Linked DNA regions of Homo sapiens: all the other regions are linked to region 2. Evidence: read pairs that join two places in POLR2A ChIA-PET (ENCODE). Cell type or tissue: CD4-positive, alpha-beta T cell. All regions are shown on one strand. Links, peaks and the distances in the headings refer to the core of each region. The heading gives the core; the rest is flanking DNA.

Region 1 (5,000 bases), core at 1-5,000, 160 kb before region 2:
TTATTCCATTAAGCCAGATTTTTAAATGTTTTTAAATTTTTCTTTATTATTATTATTATCATTATTATTATTATTAGCAACGAGGTCTTGCTGTGTTGACCAGGCTGGTCTTGAATCTTGAACTCCTTGCCTTGAGCAATCCTCCTGCCTCGACCTCCCAAGTGCTAGGATTACAGGCATGAGCCACCTTACCCAACCAACTCAGCTTTTTGTTTGTTTGTTTGTCCTGGGTCCAGGCTTACAGATTTTTTTTTGTAAAGCAACCTAGGCCAGATGTGTTAGCTCATGCCTATAATTCCAGCACTTTGGGAGGCTGAAGCAGGAGGATCACTTAAGGCCAGGAGTTCAAGACCAGCCTGGGCAACATAGTGAGACTCCATCTTCAAAAAAATTAAGAAATTAGCTGAGCATGGTATTGTGCACCTGTAGTCCCAGCTACTCAGGAGGCTGAGGTCTAGGCTGTAGTAAGCTGTCATCTACCACTGCACTTTAGCCTGGGCAACAAAGCGAGACCCTGTCTGAAAAAAAAAAAAATTTATATCCTGTTATAGGATATATTTATTTATACAAATAAAACTTTATTTGCAATATTTACTAACAAGATATTTGTAATAATTCATACATTCTTACTGAATAGAAAGTTTTAAGTAATGTAACTCAGTTATGAGGCATATATGCTTAAAGTTACATATAATTATTTTAAATATTTTCCTTATATTCTTGTATTATGTAATGTCATGGTCTTAGTAATTCTTATCTTTTTTGCCTATCTTTTATTCTCAATTAGCAGGAGGGGGTAAAGTTAGGCCTTGTTTAATTTGTGATTTGGAAACTTACTGGGAGTGAGTTTCCTAGTGCCCGATGTGATTTTTTTCCTTTCCTGGTGGCCTCTAGAATTTGCACTTGCTGCAACTTGAACTTACGTTTGTTTTAAAGTAATATGTTTTCTCTTAAGTATTCATACTTTACTATCTCTATAATATAGATAGCACTGAAGATCAAAATAAGCATTTTCCAAGAAGACCTCTCAATAGCTAGATCACTGTTAAGGAAAGCCTTTCAAACAAAATAAGCCGATTGCAGTGGGTCTTGAGTCTTAAGATACAGTGTCCGGGAGAAGTTTAGGGTTAGGATGACCATATAAGCATTTCCAGGAGAAGCTCAGCCGAGAGCACAAAAGTCTGTCCTTCCCCTGGTAAACTACTATAAAAATAACATATGTAGCCCCTGGCAGCAAAGCTCCAGACTTTAGAAAGCCTAGTTAGCCACTAAATCTGTACCAGAAACTCACTCAAACAACTGTCCTGGAAATAAATAAGAATGCTTAAGAGCTAGATGCTTAAATCAGAGCATCTGCAAAAAAGGCAAGTTATACATTTGTAAGGGTCTAAAAGTCACATAAAAATCACATTGGCTCTAAAAAAGACCCAAACTGTTTCTGCTAAGTATTTGATTCCTACTCAGGTTCTCCCATGCTGATGTTTGGTACACTGTGGATCACTAGAAACTCAACCAGAGTGTGCACCCTCCTTTCCTCCTGTAGACTGAAAGGAGTGTGTGTTCAGTCTGAGCTTCATCCCAGCTGGGGATCCGGGGATCAGGGTTTGTTGTGCAGAGGTGTGAGCAATACTTGTCAGTCCGAGTGGCTGTGAGAAGGCAGTGAGGTGTCTTGACAGGATGCAGGACTGGCTGCTTCATCTGGGGAATATCAAGAATGAGACAGGCAAACAGACTTGAATAGAAATGGAAATCCAAGAGTACAATACTGGTATTCTGAGGGTAGGATAATCTTACAGGCAGAGGAGACTGCTGGAATTGGGAGAATGTGTGTTCCCTGGCTTCCTGCACCTTGTTTAGAGGCAGGAGGGCAAAGTGTGTTGTGCCTCAGTTGTTTGACTTGGTCACGGTGGAACTGCTGCAGGATTGCTGCGCAGACATTTCTAGTACTGTACTGTGGGGGTGGAGTCCTTGTCAGAATCAGAAGCAGGCATCTGTTTTAGATGTAGTTGATGTTAGCCGTATTTTATTGAATATCTCAATATTGGCTGACATGGGCCATTTCTGAAGGTTTTTTGGAACACATAGGCAGATTCTGGATTGTGGGCTGGGAGCAAGTCAGCGAGGGCAGGTGAAGCAGGCAGTGTGCCGGAGAGAGAAGATAACTCAAGAGGAACTCAGCTCCTGTGCCTAGTTCATCCAGAGAGGCGGAACTTTGGGCGACCCCCTCTACTTGCTGAGAGGGGAGAGAGAAGTGTGTGTGCAGTCAGCCAGAGAGCTCTGGCAGTAACAGTGGTAACAGTGAGAGGTGACCCTGAGGGGAAGGGTGTGGACTGAAACAAGGACAAATGTGGGCCAAGGTGCCTAGTGTAGCCCGCAGAATGAGTTAAAGCCTTCCCTTTGGCTGGCGCCTTCAGAAGTCTGCCACCGGGAGCCCTCAGGGGGCTGGCCCTAGGTTCTCCTATTGCAGTGGTGGTGGGAGGGAGACAGGGCGGGGGCTGTGGCTGAGCTCTCCTCCCTGGCAGGGCCTCTTCCAATCGCGAGGAAGAAAGCAGTTGCTGAACACACCCCCTCCCGGCTCTGCAGCAGAACGGCTGGGCCCTCTGCCTGGCTCGCTCACTCTCGCTCGGCTCCCCCTCCTGCCATCTTCCGTTGCAAAGCATTTCTGGGAGCTGCATGTGGGTGACGCAGCAGCATTGTTCGCAGGCACAGGAAGCCGCGGCTGAGCTGAAGGGCTCGAGAAGGAGCCCAGAGCGCTGCACGCTGCTCCCTCTGGGTAGTCTGAAGGGTCAGAGCTGGACTGCCCTGCCCTATGTGCTCTGGGAGATTCCAGAATATTCAAGTAAATCCGGATTTTCCCAGAGGCAGAATATCTAACTCCTTCAGGAGAACTTCCAGTACAGAAAACAAAACAAAGACGCTGGGGAAACTTCACCAAGAGCCTCGGCAGCTCCAGAGCGACGGGAAACGAAAGGTCAGGGGGTCGATCGGCAAACCCTTTCTGGTTTGGGGTGCGTGTAACTATAGGGACTTTTGTCTCAGTGAAGAGGCAGGAGAAACTGCCTGCCGGGCGAGTCCAGGACAATGCTATGTTACTTCGTGTTGCTTGAGCCGTCATTGCACTTGTTCCCTCACCTGGTGGGATGTGCTTTTGAATTGGGTTGGTTGGCTTTTGAGAATCCTTTCCCTCTCTGCCCAGGCACCTTCTGTTCTCTTTCCCTTCCTGTGATCTGTAGGGTGTGGGCTTGTGTTTAAATGTTCTCCCGAATGCCTGGAGCCGAGATAGGCGTCAGCCTTTCCCGCACTCCACCCCCGCTCTCCTATCCCAAACCCCCTCTAGTGAAGGGTGGTGGCTTCTTTATATGGTTTCTTGTAGGGCCTCAGCTGGAGTCTGCCTTTTTTGATGAAAGCAGGGCGTGCTTGGTTGAATGGCCCCAGCAAAATAAGGCTTGGAAGGAAATCTGCATTTCCCTCCACACCCACACATACCCCAGTAACTGAGTCTTGTATGTGTGAACAGCTGCCACCCCCCACACACACACCGACACAGTTTTCCGCCTACCCTTCCCTATTCCCCACAAAAATCTTGCAGGTAGAATTAGACTGCTTTTGGTGAACAGTTAAGTTCCTTTTCTACTCTTGAACAATCGCAGATCTTACTGTGCAGTCTGTTTTGCTGAAAGTGGAAAGTCCCCGTTTGTGGACAGCTCAGTTCACTTCAGCAGAGGAAATGGGCAGAGTCCTACTCTTCGTCAGTGCGAAGTGGGGGAGGGGAGCCATGCACTCCCTAGCACACATTTTGAATGGACCTGAATTTTTCACCCTAGGGAGATTAGGAGCCCATACCAGAGCCTTGTCCCACGTGGCACCACACCCCGCCTCTTCACCCCCACGCTGTATGGTACTAACAGAAAAGGATGCCATAGCAACTTGAAGTAAATAAAACATCCGCAGATGAAATGAGTTTGGGGGAAGGTGAGAGGCATCTGGAGACTTGGCAAAAGGGGATCTTAGTAGAGGAGCTTCTTGGCTATGAGTGAAAGGGTCTTTCTGAGACCCAACTTTGGGATTTGGAGCAGGATCCTTAGGTTAAGAATGAAAATACATAAAAGTCCTGGTCTCCGGGACAGAGCACACAGGATTATGAGAAAAATTATTAGCAATGGCCCAGACTTGCTAACCTGTCCAGGATCAGAGTTTAGTGTTTGCCGAAACAGTTACCATCCTGTACATACATACCTAGGGTAGCCAGAAAAGGAATCATGTAACTTGTCTCCCAGATTTATTTTGCTGTTGGTGTTGCTTTAGGGCTCATAAGGTCAGAAGAAGAAGGATTCCATTATACTAGAAGATTTGGGTTTCAGGAGTTTCTGTCTAAAACGAAAAGATTTGGCCAGGTGCAGTGGCTCATGCCTGTAATCCCAGCACTTTGGGAGGCCGAGGCAAGCGGATCACCTGAGGTCAGGAGTTCGAGACCAGCCTGGCCAACATGGTGAAACTCCGTCTCTACTAAAAATACAAAAATTAGCTGGGTATGGTGGCAGGTGCCTGTAATCCCAGCTACTCAGGAGGCTGAGGCAGGAGAATAGCTTGAACACGGGAGGCGAGGCGGAGGTTGCAGTGAGCCGAGATAGCGCCACTGCACTCCAGCCTGAGCAACAGAGTGAGACTCCATCTAAAAAATAAAAATTAAAAAAAATATATTTGTTTCAAAATAACAGTCAACCAGTGTGATTCACTTAAGTGGCATTTTCTCACTGTAGCATTGTTCGTAAGTCATTTAAATTTTATTGGTAATGCCATGAGAACTTTTGCCCCTAAGATTGTTCCTTTCCCCCATTTAGAGGAATAAAGGCAAATAGCAGACTCTGTGGGTGTGTGTATGTGTGTGTGTGTGTGTGTGTGTGTGAGAGAGAGAGAGAAAGAAAGAGATTTGAGATTGAGATTTCTGTAATCAGCCTTAGAAGAAAAGAGCCCTGGGTTGAATCTGCACATTAGGCTGT
Region 2 (8,423 bases), core at 1,678-6,677:
CCCCAGGATCCTGCTCACAGTCACCGCAGGTGCAGGCAGGAAGCAGCCCTGGGGGACTGGACGCTGCTATTGATTCATTAAAAAAAGAAAAGAAAAATACACCAAGGCTCCATGTTCCCCGTGACAGGTGGGCCTGAGGGGTCGGGGTGACCCCCCCCCAGCATGGCAGCATGATTTCTGTACAATCAATCCATCATCTGGGGCACAGGGTGGTGTGCGGGGGCTATTTCTTGGCTTTGGCGGAATTGCGGGGTGGGGTGATGGGTCGGCCTCCAGGGTTCAGGCCACTGAACTGCCCGTACTTCCCCTTGTTCTTGTCGGCGGGCTTGAGGATCTAAAAGAGACAGTGTTGGTCAGGCTCATGGGGCTGAGCCACAGGGCCTAGCGGCTCCTTTCTTCCCCACACTCACCTGGAAAGAGCACATGAGGGTCTCGTCCACACTCATCATGGCGCCAGCATTGTCAAACTCGCCACAGTAGTTGGGAGCTGAGAAAAGTGTCACCAGCTGCCGCTTGGCAAAGAACTCGTAGCCGTCTTCTACCACCTGGGCGAGGATGGGAGCAGTCAGTCCCGAGCGCAGGCACGGCCCTCCCCTTCCCCTGCCGCAGGCCGGAGCCACCAGCCCACCTGGTGTGCTCGGCAGATGAGGTCCAAGTCGTGCTTGTGGAGGAACTTGGCCACCACCTCGGCTCCAAAGGTAAAAGAGACGCCACGGTCGTTCTCGCCCCAGCCCTGCACGTCCTTGTCAGGGTCAGACCACAGCAGGTCACACAGCAGGCCCTGGTCAGGCACATCTGTGGGCCGCATGATCCGCCGAATCTGCTCCATAGACTGCAGGTCCGGGGACAGGCCTGGGGGGCCGGGGGAAGGTCACTTCCTCAAACAAGGACATCCTCCCTCCAGGAAGCCTTGGCCAATGAACCCCACCTTTCCCACCACCCTCCTGGTCCCGCCACTGGTCTCCTGGGCGCCTAGACAGGCAGAAGTCATCCCCTTCCCCTCAGCTTTTTCAAGTTCCCAAACAGGCACAAAGGCATCCCTGCCCTCAGGAGCACAGAGCTCCCGGGAGAAAGGAGACAAGCCCACTCCATGTAGGACACACATCAAGGAAGTGAGTGCAGCCCAGCACAGTGGGGTATGGGGGACACTTCCTGGAAGGAGTGACTTCCCAGATGAGACCTAAGGAGAGCTGCCGGGTGCTGAGGGATGCGGCCAGTGCTCCTCCTCCCCAGCCATCCCCTCCCTCACCTCCGTGGCAGCAGAAGATCTTTTCGTCCACTATGGCCGCGATGGGCAGGCAGTTGAAGCAGTCAGTGAAGGTTTTCCACAGTTTGATGTTGTAGCGTCTCTTGCCTGCCCAGGGGGAGGTGGCTGTGAGGTGCCTGCCTACCCCACCCTCAGCCAGGGTCCCTGGGCTATTCAGCCGTGGCTGGGAGGAGAGAGTCAGGCACCGATGCAAACCACCCCCCACCCCTGCCACCTGTCAGCCTTCCAGGAGCAATTCTAGTTACTTTTTATTTTAATTAAAGAAGACAGGATCTGGCCAGGCGCAGTGGCTAAGACCTGTAATCCCAGCACTTTGGGAGGCCGAGGCGGGCGGATCACCTGAGGTCAGAAGTTCGAGACCAGCCTGACCAACATGGAGAAACCTCGTCTCTACTAAAATACAAAAAAATCAGCCAGGCGTGGTGGCGCATGCCTGTAATCCCAGCTACTTGGGAGGCTGAGGCAGGAGAATCGCTTGAACCCAGGAGACGGAGGTTGTGGTGAGCCGAGATCACACCATTGCACTCTAGCCTGGGCAACAAGAGTGAAACTCCGTCTCAAAAAAGTAAAGAAACAGGGTCTTGCTCTGTCACCCAGGCTGGAGTGCAGTGGCAAGATCATAGCTCACTGTAACTTGGAGCTTCTGGGTCCAAGGGATCTTCCCGCCTCGGCCTCCTGCCAGAAGTAATTCTAAAGCACCCGAGTCCACTGGAAACTAAGTTCCAATCTGGACCAGCCTCAGGGTTGGCACTCCTCGCATGCCCCCACCCATGAGCCGGGCCAAGTCCAGGTCTGGTTTATCTCAGCTTCTGGACAGCAGAGCCCATCTGCAAACATCCTAAGTGCTTAGTAGCAAATGTAGGGGGAGTGTCACCAGGCAGGGCCCTGGGGGAAAGCACTAGAATCCGGGCAGCCCTTCAGTCAGCAACCATTCCCCAGACCCCATGCCAGGAGGGGCAGGGCAGGCACGAGAACGGACCTGGGCCCCGCCTTCGTGGAGCGCACAGTCTATCAAGTGTCTGTCAGATATCAGGCCAATGTGAAGGTCCCACTGAATGGCAAAGAGTGCGGTTCAGGACCCGGGCAGCCCCAGACGCTCAGACCACTCACACTCATCGTAGAAACCATAGATGCGGTTGATGCTGGCACACTCGTGGTTCCCACGGAGCAGGAAGAAGTTCTCGGGGTACTTGATCTTATAGGCCAGCAGCAGGCAGATGGTCTCCAAGGACTGCTTGCCCCTGTCCACATAGTCCCCCAGAAAGAGGTAGTTGCTCTCGGGAGGGAAACCGCCATACTCAAATAGTCGCAGAAGGTCGTAGTACTGGCCGTGTATGTCACCTGTGACCCAGGGAACCGGGTAAGCTAGATGCAAGGTCTAGACCTGAACCCAGGGCCAGGACTGCGCTCAAGGGAGGAGGGCTCCAGGAACTCTGTGGGGTCCAGTGCCACTTTTAGGAAGGCAAGGGGACCTGGGCCGGGGGCTCACCGCAGATCTTGAGGGGTGCCTCCAGCTCCAGAAGAATGGGCTGGCTCAGAAAAATCTCCCGGGATTTCAGGCACAGACCGCGGATCTCGTTCTCTGTCAGCTGTACATTCTTGCCAGGCCGCGAGCCCTGCACTGGGGCGCAATGGGGTGTCAGGACCCTGGACCCTGACAGGAGGAGGGTGGGCGACACGGGTGGCCCCATGGATACCTCCGGGGGCGCCTAGGCCTCCTCGGCCCCTCCTTGCCCACAGGCAGCTGTTGCTGCTGAGCCTCCCGGGACCGCGGCCTCAAGCCTCCCAGGGGAAGCCCCCAGCTACCCTCAGCGCCTCGGGAGGCGACTGTCGTGCGCAGGGGGCTGCCACCAAAAACCTCACAGCGCAGGACCCCTTCCTGGACCGGGCTTCCCGGGTTTCTCCCTCGCCCCAAGAGCCCAGGCAACCCGTGCGCCCCCAGCCCGGGAGAGGGGGGGAGCTGCTCCGCGCGTCGGAGCTGGCCCCGGACCTCTCAGGCGCGTCCGCGGGGGGGCAGCTGCGGCCACGGAACCTCGCTGCCCGTCCCCGCCCAGTCTAAGCTGGCCCCGGGGGCCCGCCCGCGCGCCACTTCCGGGCCGGGCAGGGGGCCAGGGCGCGGCGGACGCGGGCCTCCCCCGCCCCGACCAACCTTCCAGCAGGCGCCCGATGATCGAGTCCAGGTTGAGCTTCTCGCTGTCGGACATGGCGGCGCCGCCGCTCCAGCCCAGCAGCTCCTGGCCCGCTCCTGCCTCCCGCCCTCCGGCAGCCTCCTTCCGGCCTGGCTCTCCTTCCGCCCGCCCCAGTCCGCCCCCGGCCCGCGGCCCCGCCTCCAGGCCTCCCGGGCCCGCCCCGCCCAGTCCCCCGCCCTCTAGCGCCCCCGCTGGACGTGAGGCGCGGCGGCCCGGGGGGCGGGGCCTCGGCGGCGGGCTGGGGGCGGGGTCTGTCGGGGGCGTGACCAAGCTGGTTACGCCCCAGAGGAGGCGCCCAGCCCTGTTCAGAGGATGTGGGGCCGGAAGGACTGTGGAAGTTGTTTTTCTCTTTCAAAAGCCCAACAGACTTTCCCACCCCTTCCCTGGGTGGAAGGTGTTGTGAACATGTTAATAACCGGCTGCTAGGCACTGAGGGTTAACTGCTCCAAGTGCAGGAAAGGAAACTGAGGCTCAAGAGATAAAAACAGCCTGGACCTCGCATTCACGGAGGACCCCCCACTTCTTCGTGGGTCTCTGTGGCGCCCAGGCGGCTGACCACACTCAAAGACAGCTACGGCTGAATTCCCAGCGCACTTTGGTCCTTGGGGCATGCTAAATTAATATTTTCTTATAAGTCCCATAATTCGCTTTTTTTTTTTGAGACAGAGTTTTGCTCTGTCCCCCAGGCTGGAGTGCAGTGGCGCGACTTTGGCTCACTGCAACATTCACTTCCCGGGTTCAAGCGATTCTCCTGCCTCAGCCTCTGGAGTAGCTGGGATTACAGGCGTGCGCCACTGTGCCCAGCTAATTTTTGTATTTTTAGCAGAGGTGGGGTTTCGCCATGTTGGCCAGGTGGCCTTGAACTCCTAACCTCAAGTGATCCACCCCCCTTGACCTCCCAAAGTGCTAGGATTACAGGCGTGAGCCAACAAGCCTGGCCCCATAATTAGCTTTTGAGTAGCACAGTAATATTGCAGGGTGTGCACATAAAAATAATTACTTTATGAGCAGACGTGGCTGGGCACAGTGGCTCACGCCTGTAATCCCAGGACTTTGGGAGGCCTAGGCGGGCGGATCATTTGAGGTCAGGAGTTCGAGACCAGCCTGGCCAACATGGTGAAACCCCATCTCTCTAAAAATACAAAAAGTTAGCTGGGCATGATGGGAGCCTCCTGTAATCCCAGCTACTTGGGAGGCTGAGGCAGGAGAATCGCTTGAACCTGGGAAGTGGAGCCCAGGCGACAGTGCGAGACTGTCTCAAAAAAAAAAAAAAAAAAAAGAAGAGCAGACGATAAATGAACCTTAATTCTTGTTGGAACCCTGAGTTGGTGCTTTACATGCCAGTAACCTCAGAACTGGAAGTGGGCCTGCCGTGGTGGCTCAGGCCTGTAATTCCAGCACTTTGGGAGGCTAAGGCGGGATGGTCTCTTGCGTCCAGCCTGGGCAACACAGCGAAACCCTGTCTCAACAAAAAATACAAAAATTAGCTGGGCATGGTGGTGCGCGCCTGCAGTCCCAGCTACTGTGGAGGCTGACGCAGGAGGATCTCTTGAGACCAGGAGGTGGAGGTTGCAGTGAGCCCAGATCGTGCCATTACACTCCAGCCTGGGTGACAGAGCAAGACCCTGTCTCAAGAAACAAACATGAAGTCCAGGCGCAGTGGCTCATGCCTGCAATCCCAGCACTTTGGGAGGCTGAGGTGGATGGATCACCTGAGGTCAAGAGTTTGACCAATGTGGCAAAAACCCTGTCTCTACTAAAAATACAAAAATTAGCCGGGCATGGTGGTGCTTGTCTGTAGTCCCTGCTACTTGGGGGGCTGAGGCAGGAGAATCACTTGAATCCGGGAGGTGGAGGTTGCAGTGAGCTGAGACCGCGCCACTGCACTCCAGCCTGGGCAACAGAGCGAGACTCTGTCTCAAAAGAAACAAACAAAAGAACTGGAGGTGGCCCGGCCCCTGCGTCTAACAGTCCTGGGCCCTCCACACCAGCACAGGAACTCAAGCCTGCAGTCACTGGGGCCATGGGGAAGGTGGGAGGAGCCCACAGCTCAGGGGCACTGGGGCAGGCAGGAAGAGCCTCAGAGAGGAAGGGGTGACACCCCCCACCCTTGGGAGGGGCCCCCAGCGGTTGCCAAAGCTGTGTGAGGAGGAGGAGGAAGTGAGAGGAGGAGGTGAGGTGCTGCGGGAGGTGAGCTGGGCTGGTGGGGACAGGGGCAGGGCTTGGGGCTGGGTCTCCGGACAGAGGCCTGGCTTTTCTGTCAGGGCAGGGCCTAGCCCCTGCCCCCATAAAAGAGGAGACATAGGGGGCTTGGTGAGATACCCTGAAACCTCCCCCCTCTGACCCCGCAGCCAGGCCCCAGGCTGGCCGGGAGTGGCCCCTCACACTGGTTCTCCCCACTTTCTCTGCCTGTGGCATCGAAGGCCCCGGGCACCATGGCCCAGGCCCTGGGGGAGGACCTGGTGCAGCCTCCCGAGCTGCAGGATGACTCCAGCTCCTTGGGGTCCGACTCAGAGCTCAGCGGGCCTGGCCCATATCGCCAGGCCGACCGCTATGGATTCATTGGGGGCAGCTCAGCAGAGCCAGGGTAAGGGGGCAGGGTGAGGGCTGGCGGAATGCTGGGACAGAGGACAGGGGGCTGAGGGCTGAATTCTGGAGGGAGGCCGGGAGGGTCTGGTGGTAGGGATTGGGAGGGGGACTCAGCCAGTAGCACCCCTCTGCAGGTGCCAGGTGGAACCCTAAGGTGGGAAGGGTCCGGGGAGGCCTCTGTACGTCTCTTACCCCCAGCCTCCGAGGGTTTGCACCCACTACTGGGGCAGAACATCCTTCCCCTTTGAACCTCTGGCTCAGGAATCCCAGATCCAAATCACAGAACCCATACCTCCTCCTTCCCCCTTTCCCCAAGCTACAGACAGAAACACAAGTCCAGATATAGACAGAAACTTGCCCCAGGTCACACAGATCAGACACAGACCCAGACTCAAACTCAGGACTCTGGGCTTCCAGTCCAGGGCTCTCTCCAGCCAGCTTCCCCTATGAATTGTCTGTGTCCCTGTCCTGGGTGACAGCCAACCAGTCCCTCCCCCAATACACACCCACTCACCCCTTCAGTCTCCTGCTTCTGCCCACGTCGGAGCCACATCCTTTCCTGTCCCCGTGACAAGCATTGGCAGCTCCTGGGTCACAGGTCACCCCACAGGGCTCCCAGAGATCCCTAGGGCCAGGAGCTGGGTTCACCTGGGTAGCCTGGAGGGTGGCAGTGTGGGCCTTGGGTAACAGCTGCCCAGCGTCTGGATACCTGTGCCATGCACCCCCAGGCCGGGCCACCCACCTGCAGACCTCATCCGCCAACGGGAGATGAAGTGGGTGGAGATGACCTCGCACTGGGAGAAAACCATGTCCCGGCGGTACAAGAAGGTGAGGGGGGCAGGGGCCCCACTTGGCTTCCATGGCTCATTCCTCTCTGCCTCAGCCCACATCTTGGCAAAATGTACCCACCCTGTGTCCCAGCACCTCCGGCCTTTGCTCCCTGCCACCCAAAGTGGGCCCCTGCCTGCTGATGAGCTGTGCCTGGGGCCTGCCAGCAGGAGCTATGGAGGCTGCCTAGTGGAGCCCTTGGCCTCACCCACAGGTAAAGATGCAGTGCCGGAAAGGCATCCCGTCTGCCCTGCGCGCCCGATGCTGGCCCCTGTTGTGTGGGGCCCATGTGTGCCAGAAGAACAGCCCTGGCACCTATCAGGTGAGGGAGTGGGCAGGGGCCCCAATTCCCCTACCCAGAGCCCCTCACCACACTGAACCCTCACACCCACCTTCCTGGCTACCCACAGGAGCTGGCAGAGGCCCCTGGAGACCCACAGTGGATGGAGACCATTGGCAGGGACCTGCACCGTCAATTCCCTCTGCACGAGATGTTTGTGTCGCCTCAGGGCCACGGGTACGAGGCCGGTGATGCCCAGGGACCCCCAGCCCCACAAGCCCCAGGTGCTCCAGCCCACTTTCCCTAGCCCAGCTCTACAGTCTTGCATCTCAGGGGACCCAGGAAGGCCCAGGGAGGCTGAGGCCTGGGCAGAGGCCCCCAGAGGGTGGAGAAGGGGGTGCCTGCAGGACTGGCCCCTTATGGGGTCTTCCGGCACAGGCAGCAGGGGCTCCTGCAGGTGCTCAAGGCCTACACCCTGTATCGACCGGAGCAGGGCTACTGCCAGGCCCAGGGGCCCGTGGCTGCTGTGCTGCTCATGCACCTGCCCCCAGAGGTGAGTGACCTTGACCCTGCTCTGGGAACCCTAGTGACCTAGGCCCAGGGAACCCCATCCCCAGGAACTGTGGCCTCAGAAACCTGCAATCCTTGATTCCTGGACCCTGTCCTAGTGACCCAGGTCCTCATGACTGCCAGCCTCAGTGACCTTCAAGCCTAATGACCTTGACTCCAGGAACCTGGGACCCTTGACCCCAGCCTTGACCCCAGTCATCTAGGAATCTGGATGTTATCACCTTGACCCCACGACTCCTGATTCTGAACTTGGGGACTGCGACCCCAACCCCAAAGACCCAGAAACCCAGGACTTGAACTTTGGGACACTCCCAACCCTTGGCCAGTGAACCCCAACCCTGTGACCTTCAAATCTAACACCATGAGCCCTGTGATTTCCAACACCCTAAACCCCTCAGCAGACCCTGTCTTGGGCAGAGGAGGGGGCTTTTGGGAAGGGCTTCCAGGAACTGCGCAGGTTAGGAGTGGCCCTGAGTGCAGGCCCCTGTGGTGCCCAGGCCCTCCCCTTCACTCCTTTCCCCTGTCCTGCCTTCTCCTCCACGGTCCCTTCCTTGGTGAGCACTTACAGGCCTGTGCCCTGCCCCTTCCCCAGGAGGCCTTCTGGTGCCTGGTGCAGATCTGTGAGGTCTACCTCCCTGGGTACTACGGGCCCCACATGGTGAGAGGCTGACATGGGGGCTGGAGGAAGGAGGGGCAGGGG
Region 3 (6,061 bases), core at 197-5,196, 62 kb after region 2:
TGTCAAAGTGTTCATGTAGACTAAGGGTGGGGAAACTTTCTGTAAAGGGCTGGAGAATAATTATTTTCAGCTTTGAGGCTTTGGTCTCTGTTGCAGCTGCTCACGCAACTCTGCTGTTGAAGTTTGTAGTGCAAAGTCAAGTCAACAAATGAGTGTGGCTATATCAGAAATTTTAATAAATAACAGTAAAACTTCATTTATTGACATGGAAATTTGAATTTTATATAATTTTATGTCATAAAATCTTATTATTCTTTGACTTTTCTCCAACCATTACAAAATATAAAAACCACTCTGTGGACTATACCTTGCTGATTCCTAACGCAGACTTCTAATGATGGGAATCACCACTTCTGAAATTGCTTTCTGTTAAGACTGTAGAATGAAGTCGGGCGAGGTGGCTCAGGGGTTGGAGACCAGCCTGGCCAACATAGTGAAACCCTGTCTCTACTAAAAATACAAAGATTAGCTGGGCATGGTGGCATGTGCCTGTAGTCGCAGCTACTGAGAAGGCTGAGGCATGAGAATCGCTTAAACCGGGAGGCAGAGGATGCAGTGAGCCGAGATCGGGCCACTGCACTCCAGCCTGGGAGACAGTGAGACTCGTCTCAAAAAAAAAACAAAAAAAAAAAAAACAAGGAGTAAAAAGTTGTTAGCTGCGATTCTGTGTTAATTGCCTGTTTGTTCATATTCAATGGTTTTTGTCATTTTTCCTTTTTCCTATGTTTGTTCTGATTATATTTATTGAAATGTAATTTTATGTCTAATTAATCTGATAAACTGTGGACTTGTATTCTGTATTTTTTTTTTTTTTGGAGACAGAGTCTCGCTCTGTCGCTCAGGCTGGAGTGTAGTGGCGTGATCTCGGCTCACTGCAACCTCTGCCTCCCGGGTTCAAGCGATTCTCCTGCCTCAGCCTCCTGAGTAGCTGGGATTACAGGTGCGCACCACCATGCCCGGTAATTTTTTTGTATTTTTAATAGAAATGGGATTTCACCCTGTTGGCCAGGCTGGTCTCGAACTCCTGACCTCATGATTCACCTGCCTCGGCCTCCCAAAGTGCTGGGATTGCAGGCATGAGCCACCACGCCCAGCCTCTGTATGTTTTTTATTTCATTTTTCTAGTTTTTAAAATTTTTATGTTATTTATTTATTTATTTTTTAAATAGGTCTCAGTCTGTCTTCCAGGCTGGAGTGCAGTGGTGCAATCATGACTCCACTGCAGCCTCCCAGGCTCCGTGATCCTCCCACTCCAGCCTCGCAAGTGGGTGGGACTACAGGCGCCCCACCATGCCTGGCTAAGTTTTTGTATTTTTTGTAGAGATGGGGTTTTCCCATGTTTCCCAGGTTGGTCTCGAACTCCTGGGCTCAAGTGATCCTCCCACCGTGGCCTCTCAAAGTGCTGGGATTACAGGCATGAGGCACGGCACCCGGCTAGTTCTTCTTATGAAAGTACTGGACCGTGATGGATTAGAAATGAAAACTGGTCCTTTACCATAGCTAGTTGGGGGACCACTGGTTTAGGAGTTCCTGCATCCAATGGGTGCCCCCTAAGTGCCTTGAATGGGGGATGAGGGTGGGAAGTCTGCGGGGCCTGGAAAGGTGGGAGCGAGAGCAAGAGTCTGGGTGTCCATTCCTCTAACTCAGAATCCTGAAGGCCCCGCTGTGTTGGGTGCTGCAGACAGTGGTTTGTGGGACCCGTGTTTTGGTGGGGGAGATAGACAGTACGGGCAGGTGCACCAACAGGGCCTCCCAACCCTTGCTCACTCAGCCAGCCTCTTGGTTGGCCGGTAGGGGAGACCAGCTCAGTGCCGGTTTCCTTCTCCCTCCCCGACAGTGTCATGGGAAGAGCCCTGGGCTACGTTCCTAATTCTACCTACCACCTGCTGGCTGTCCTTGGGTGAGTCAGTCCTTATCTGTAAAATGGGACGGAGGTAGTGAAGATTACAAGATATAACCCGTGTTCAGTGCTTAGCGCAGGGCCTAGTATATTTTCTTTTCTTTTTTTTTTTTTAAATAGAGATGGGTTCTCGCCATGTTGTCCAGGTTGGTCGCGAACTCCTGGGCTCAAGCGATCCTCCCACCTTGGCCTCTCAAAGTGCTAGGATTACAGGCTTGAGCCACCGTGCCCGGCCATCCTGGGGTCTTTCAACAAATTGATAACTGGTAGCTACTATGATCTCAGATTTCAGGTTTCTCAAAGATTCTGTTTCTTGTTTCGTAAGATTCTGAAATGCTGATGTTCCAAAATTCTGAGATGGTTTGTTTCTAACGTTCTGCATTTCTAAGTCTTTGACCACTGAGGGTGTCTGTCAGGCGCGGCTTCCTATGCCCTCTGCCCCCAGGTTCTCCCAACCTCTGGGACTGGGAAGGAGGGCAGTGGGTGGAGGGGGCTGGGCCATTGCCTTGACATGGCCCACATTCAGGGCTGGCTGTGGCAGCCCAGGGCCCCAGAGCCAGGCTGGAACTAGGATACCAGCCTCCAGGTCCCAGGCCTGCGTCATCTCTGCGTGCCCTCGGCCAGGGCCACCAGACAGAGACGGGCTGGTTGAGTCATCCAAGGGCTGGGGGTGGGGCAGGCTGTTCCGGCCGGCTCCTGGCTGGCAAGGCAGGAGTCCTACGCCCAGCTCTGCCCCTAACATGCCCCGTGCCCTTGGGCAAGCCTCAGCATCAGGGCTGCCACGCGTTCGGTGGTGCTCGAAGCCCTTCAGCGTCAGGGTCAGTCCTTGGGAGGGGGGCTGTGGTCAGGCTGGTGGGCTGGGCTAGCAGTGGCAGGACAGGAGGAGAGCAATTGCCTCTGGTGGAATTAATTACTCTTTTATTAGCACAAAATAACAGCAACCTAGCAGCCGCACGGCCCGAGAATAAGTTAAGGCACAGAGCAGGCGACGGGCGGCTTTCCCAGGGCCAGGCCTGCATGCCCCGAACTTCCTGAGCAAACTCCCTAGGGGCTGGGGTTTCGAGGGTCCTGGAGGGCCTCTTCCCTTGAGATGAGGGGAACGGAACAGGGCAAGAGGGGCGCCCCCATGGGCGCAAGGGGTCCACGCTGCGCCGCGATCACTTCTCGAAGTAGGGCAGGTAGAAGAACTGGAAGCCCCGGTGGCCCTTGACCGCGCAGTAGATGAAGATCACGTGATAGACTGCGGGGCGGGGCCTGTCAGCGCAGAAGCCCCGCCCCTCCCCGCAACACCGCCCCCAGTGCCGCCCCACAGCCCCCGCCCCTTCCGCCCCGGTGCCCGCTCGCACCTCCAGGCACCAACAACAGGAAGCCCGGCACGAAGAAGATGGCGCTGGAGACACCTGCGGGAGGGACCAGAGCCCGGTCAGGGCGAGGGGGCGGAGGCTTCGAGGCCTTCCGGGCTGCCGCTGACTGCCCGGGCAAGCCTCACTCCCAGCTGAAAAGGAGCCGTGTACTGCCGGGAGGTGGGAGGGCTTGCCGTGGACCCGTGGACACAAGACAGGGGTGTCCTCTGCCTGTGGGGGCGGGAGGGTCGCTCACCTGGAGAGGGGGTCGCCTCCAGTCCCACGCCGACCAGGATCAGCACTGCACACAGACGGAGCCGCGGGGGTGGGGGCAGGAGCAGTGGTGAGGGCGGGGGCTCCCACCCCCAGCCCGGCTCACCCACCACCTGAGCTGAAGGTGCCCTAGGCAGAGACCCTCCCCAGGAAGCTCACCAAGCTCTGTTTCCAGAGCAAGGCACTGAGCAGGCCCTGGGAAGTGTGTGAAAGGAGAGATTTTTCTTTGTTCCTTGGGGTGGGCTTTTAGTCATTCAGCAAACATTTATGGAACACCTACTGCGTGCCTGGTACTGGGAATTCCGCCCTGAAGGGCAGATAAGGTCCCTGCCCTCATGGCCCGTCCTTAGTGGAGGAACCAATAAGAACCTGAAAGCTAACAGTACAGGTGATTGGGATATAGGGGGTAAGAACAGGGCAGTGCAGGAGTCCTGGGTCCCCAGTTAGAAGAGTGATGGGGGAATGAGGAGCTGGACTTTGGGCTCTGCAACAAGGGGGGTAGTAAGCCTGGGGGACTGGGGGGCCACCATGGACTGCTTTGTGCATTGCCCAGACTACTTCAAAAAGGGTGGGCCAGGTGTGGTGGCTCATGCCTGTAATCCCAGTGCTTCAGGGAGCCAAGGCAGGAAGATCGCTTGAGGCCAGGAGTTTGAAGCCAGCCTGGGCAACATACCAAGATCCCCATCTCTATAAAAGGTTAAAAAAAAATTAGCCCAGCCCAGGCGTGGTGACTCATGGCTGTAATCCTAGCACTTTGGGAGGCTGAGGCAGGAGGATCACTTGAGTTCAGGAGTTCAAGACCAGCCTGGGCAACATAGTGAGACCTTGTCTCTATTATTATTTTAAAAAAAAAAAAATTAGCTGAGCATGGTGGTACATGCCTGTAGTCCCAGCTACTAGGGAGGCTCAGCTGGGAGGATGGCTTGAGTCCAAGAGTTTGAGGCTGCAGTGATCATACCACAGCTCTCCAGCTTGGGCAACAGAACAAGACCCTGTCTCTAAAAAATAAAAAGGGCTGGGCGTGGTGGCTCACGCCTGTAATCCCAACACTTTGGGAAGCTGAGGTGGGTGGATCACCTGAGGCCAACATGGTGAAACCCCATCTCTACTAAAAAAATACAAAAAATTAGCCAGGTGTGGTGGCGCGCGCCTGTAATCCCAGCTACTCTGGAGGCTAAGGCATGAAAATCCCTTGAACCCAGGAGGCAGAGGTTGCAGTGAGCCGAGATTGCGCCACTACACTCCTGCCTGGGCGACAGAGCAAGACTCCTCCTCAAAAAATAAATAAATAAAAATAAAGGGGTATAGGGTATGATGGGGGCTGAAACTCACTCCCTGCACCCTACAAAGGCCCTCTAAGGCGCTCTGGTAGCCCCAGGCTTGCCTTGCTGGGTTGAGGGGAAAAATGAAAGAACTTGGCAGCACTACCAGGGCCAGTGTACAGCGGTGCTGGGAAGTGGCAGCCCCCTCCCCCACACTCAAACACCCTGAGCAGAGGCCAGACTCTGTGCCAGGGGCCTGGCTGGCTGGGGAGCCTTGGCCTTCCTGGAGAAGCGGAGAGATGAGCCAGGGTAGCAGCCACAGTTAGTCCCTTCTTATGGATCACTCGTGACCCCAACCCTGGATCCTTTCTGGGGACTCTGCCTCCTCTACCCCAAAGAACGAGGTGCCTGGGAGCCAAAGAACACCTGGTGTGAGATCTGCCTGCTCTGGACCAAAAGTTCCCCCATCTGAGCAATGGGTAGGAGAGGGGTGCTTGTCAGTGCTTAGATGCCAGACAAGGGGAAGTGCCAGGTGCCCTGCGGCTCTGCACTGGCTGGGCACTCGGCATCCCTGAGCCCCTACACGTGGCTTCTGGGCACCACCTCACTTGTAGGACTTCTGTAAGATGGGAAAATAAAACTGCCCTGCACCTTGCCCAGAGTAGACACAGAATAAATGGTAGCTGCTACTCTTCTGTCCTCTAATGGATTTAAACAGGTTAAATTTTTTAAAAAAGGAAAAGTCTTTGCAGTGATAAGCCAGGTTCCATTTTCAGCTATGTGTGATTTCCTGGCTGTGTGCCCAGGTCACAAGGCCTCTGTCTCCTCACCTGTAAAATGGGAGTGTGATGATGGCAGCCAGCTGCCTCCTCAGGATGCTGGGAGGCTCAGTGTCAAGGGGGAGGCAGAGCCTGTACAAAAGGAGGGCAGAGCCTCCCACGGGGCCCCTCTTGACCCCAACCCTCAGGGCCACTCACCCAGCCCCAGCAGCAGGAGCAGGAAGGAGGCCAGCACCACTCGGCGGTTCTTCTGGATCAAAGGGTGTTGGGTCCAGCTGGGTGGCAGGAGAGCAGGGTGAATGTGAAGGAGGTGGAGGGAGGGGGTGCAGGAGGCTGTGGGGGTGGAGCCAGGGCTGCTCGGCTGGGGGCTTAGGCGGGCAGGCTCACCTGCAGCAGGTGTTGTAGGAGCGCTGGGTGCTGCTGCTGATGGTGCTGAAGGACCACTGGGAGCTGCGGATGGAAGTTCGGCTGGAATCCCTGCCAGGACAGGCGCCCAGTGAGGGG

What was found. Peaks named below come from ENCODE experiments on the same cell type or tissue, not always from the same donor. Only the 100,000 strongest peaks of a DNase experiment are listed, where the experiment ranks them.
Region 1: POLR2A ChIA-PET joins it to region 2 with 10 read pairs; 11 of 35 experiments call an interaction of 5 or more read pairs at or near these places.
Region 3: POLR2A ChIA-PET joins it to region 2 with 19 read pairs; 28 of 35 experiments call an interaction of 5 or more read pairs at or near these places.

The regions. Positions count from the first base shown.
Region 1 is chr11:67,237,399-67,242,398 of GRCh38, forward strand. All of the region lies in intron 12 of KDM2A (lysine demethylase 2A), which reads left to right. Among named protein-coding and RNA genes, the nearest start is that of GRK2, 27 kb to the right of the region's middle. RefSeq lists enhancers at 2,644-2,703, 2,894-2,973, 3,554-3,723. In CD4-positive, alpha-beta T cell, for the core only: no CTCF peak of the experiment used is centred there; DNase peaks (open chromatin) are centred at 2,573 and 3,783; H3K4me3 peaks cover 3,166 bases; H3K27ac peaks cover 3,124 bases.
Region 2 is chr11:67,398,312-67,406,734 of GRCh38, forward strand. It overlaps PPP1CA (protein phosphatase 1 catalytic subunit alpha), which reads right to left and starts at 3,547. Exons shown (of 7, transcript NM_002708.4): 1 at 3,417-3,547; 2 at 2,757-2,888; 3 at 2,378-2,608; 4 at 1,250-1,354; 5 at 629-852; 6 at 411-545; 7 at 1-334. The coding sequence starts at 3,471. The coding sequence ends at 224. It overlaps TBC1D10C (TBC1 domain family member 10C), which reads left to right and starts at 5,772. Exons shown (of 9, transcript NM_001369496.1): 1 at 5,772-6,043; 2 at 6,774-6,873; 3 at 7,088-7,195; 4 at 7,284-7,390; 5 at 7,592-7,706; 6 at 8,316-8,381. The coding sequence starts at 5,892. It overlaps RAD9A (RAD9 checkpoint clamp component A), which reads left to right. Exons shown (of 11, transcript NM_004584.3): 11 at 1-99. RefSeq lists enhancers at 1-358, 6,750-6,919 and a silencer at 3,029-3,808. In CD4-positive, alpha-beta T cell, for the core only: no CTCF peak of the experiment used is centred there; DNase peaks (open chromatin) are centred at 3,630, 5,540 and 6,590; H3K4me3 peaks cover 4,385 bases; H3K27ac peaks cover 4,192 bases.
Region 3 is chr11:67,461,557-67,467,617 of GRCh38, forward strand. It overlaps TMEM134 (transmembrane protein 134), which reads right to left. Exons shown (of 7, transcript NM_025124.4): 3 at 5,945-6,034; 4 at 5,756-5,832; 5 at 3,500-3,544; 6 at 3,247-3,300; 7 at 154-3,140. The coding sequence ends at 3,058. CABP4 (calcium binding protein 4) reads left to right here. Exons shown (of 6, transcript NM_145200.5): 6 at 1-196. Among named protein-coding and RNA genes, the nearest start is that of TMEM134, 4.7 kb to the right of the region's middle. In CD4-positive, alpha-beta T cell, for the core only: no CTCF peak of the experiment used is centred there; DNase peaks (open chromatin) are centred at 2,565 and 3,265; H3K4me3 peaks cover 1,497 bases; H3K27ac peaks cover 1,987 bases.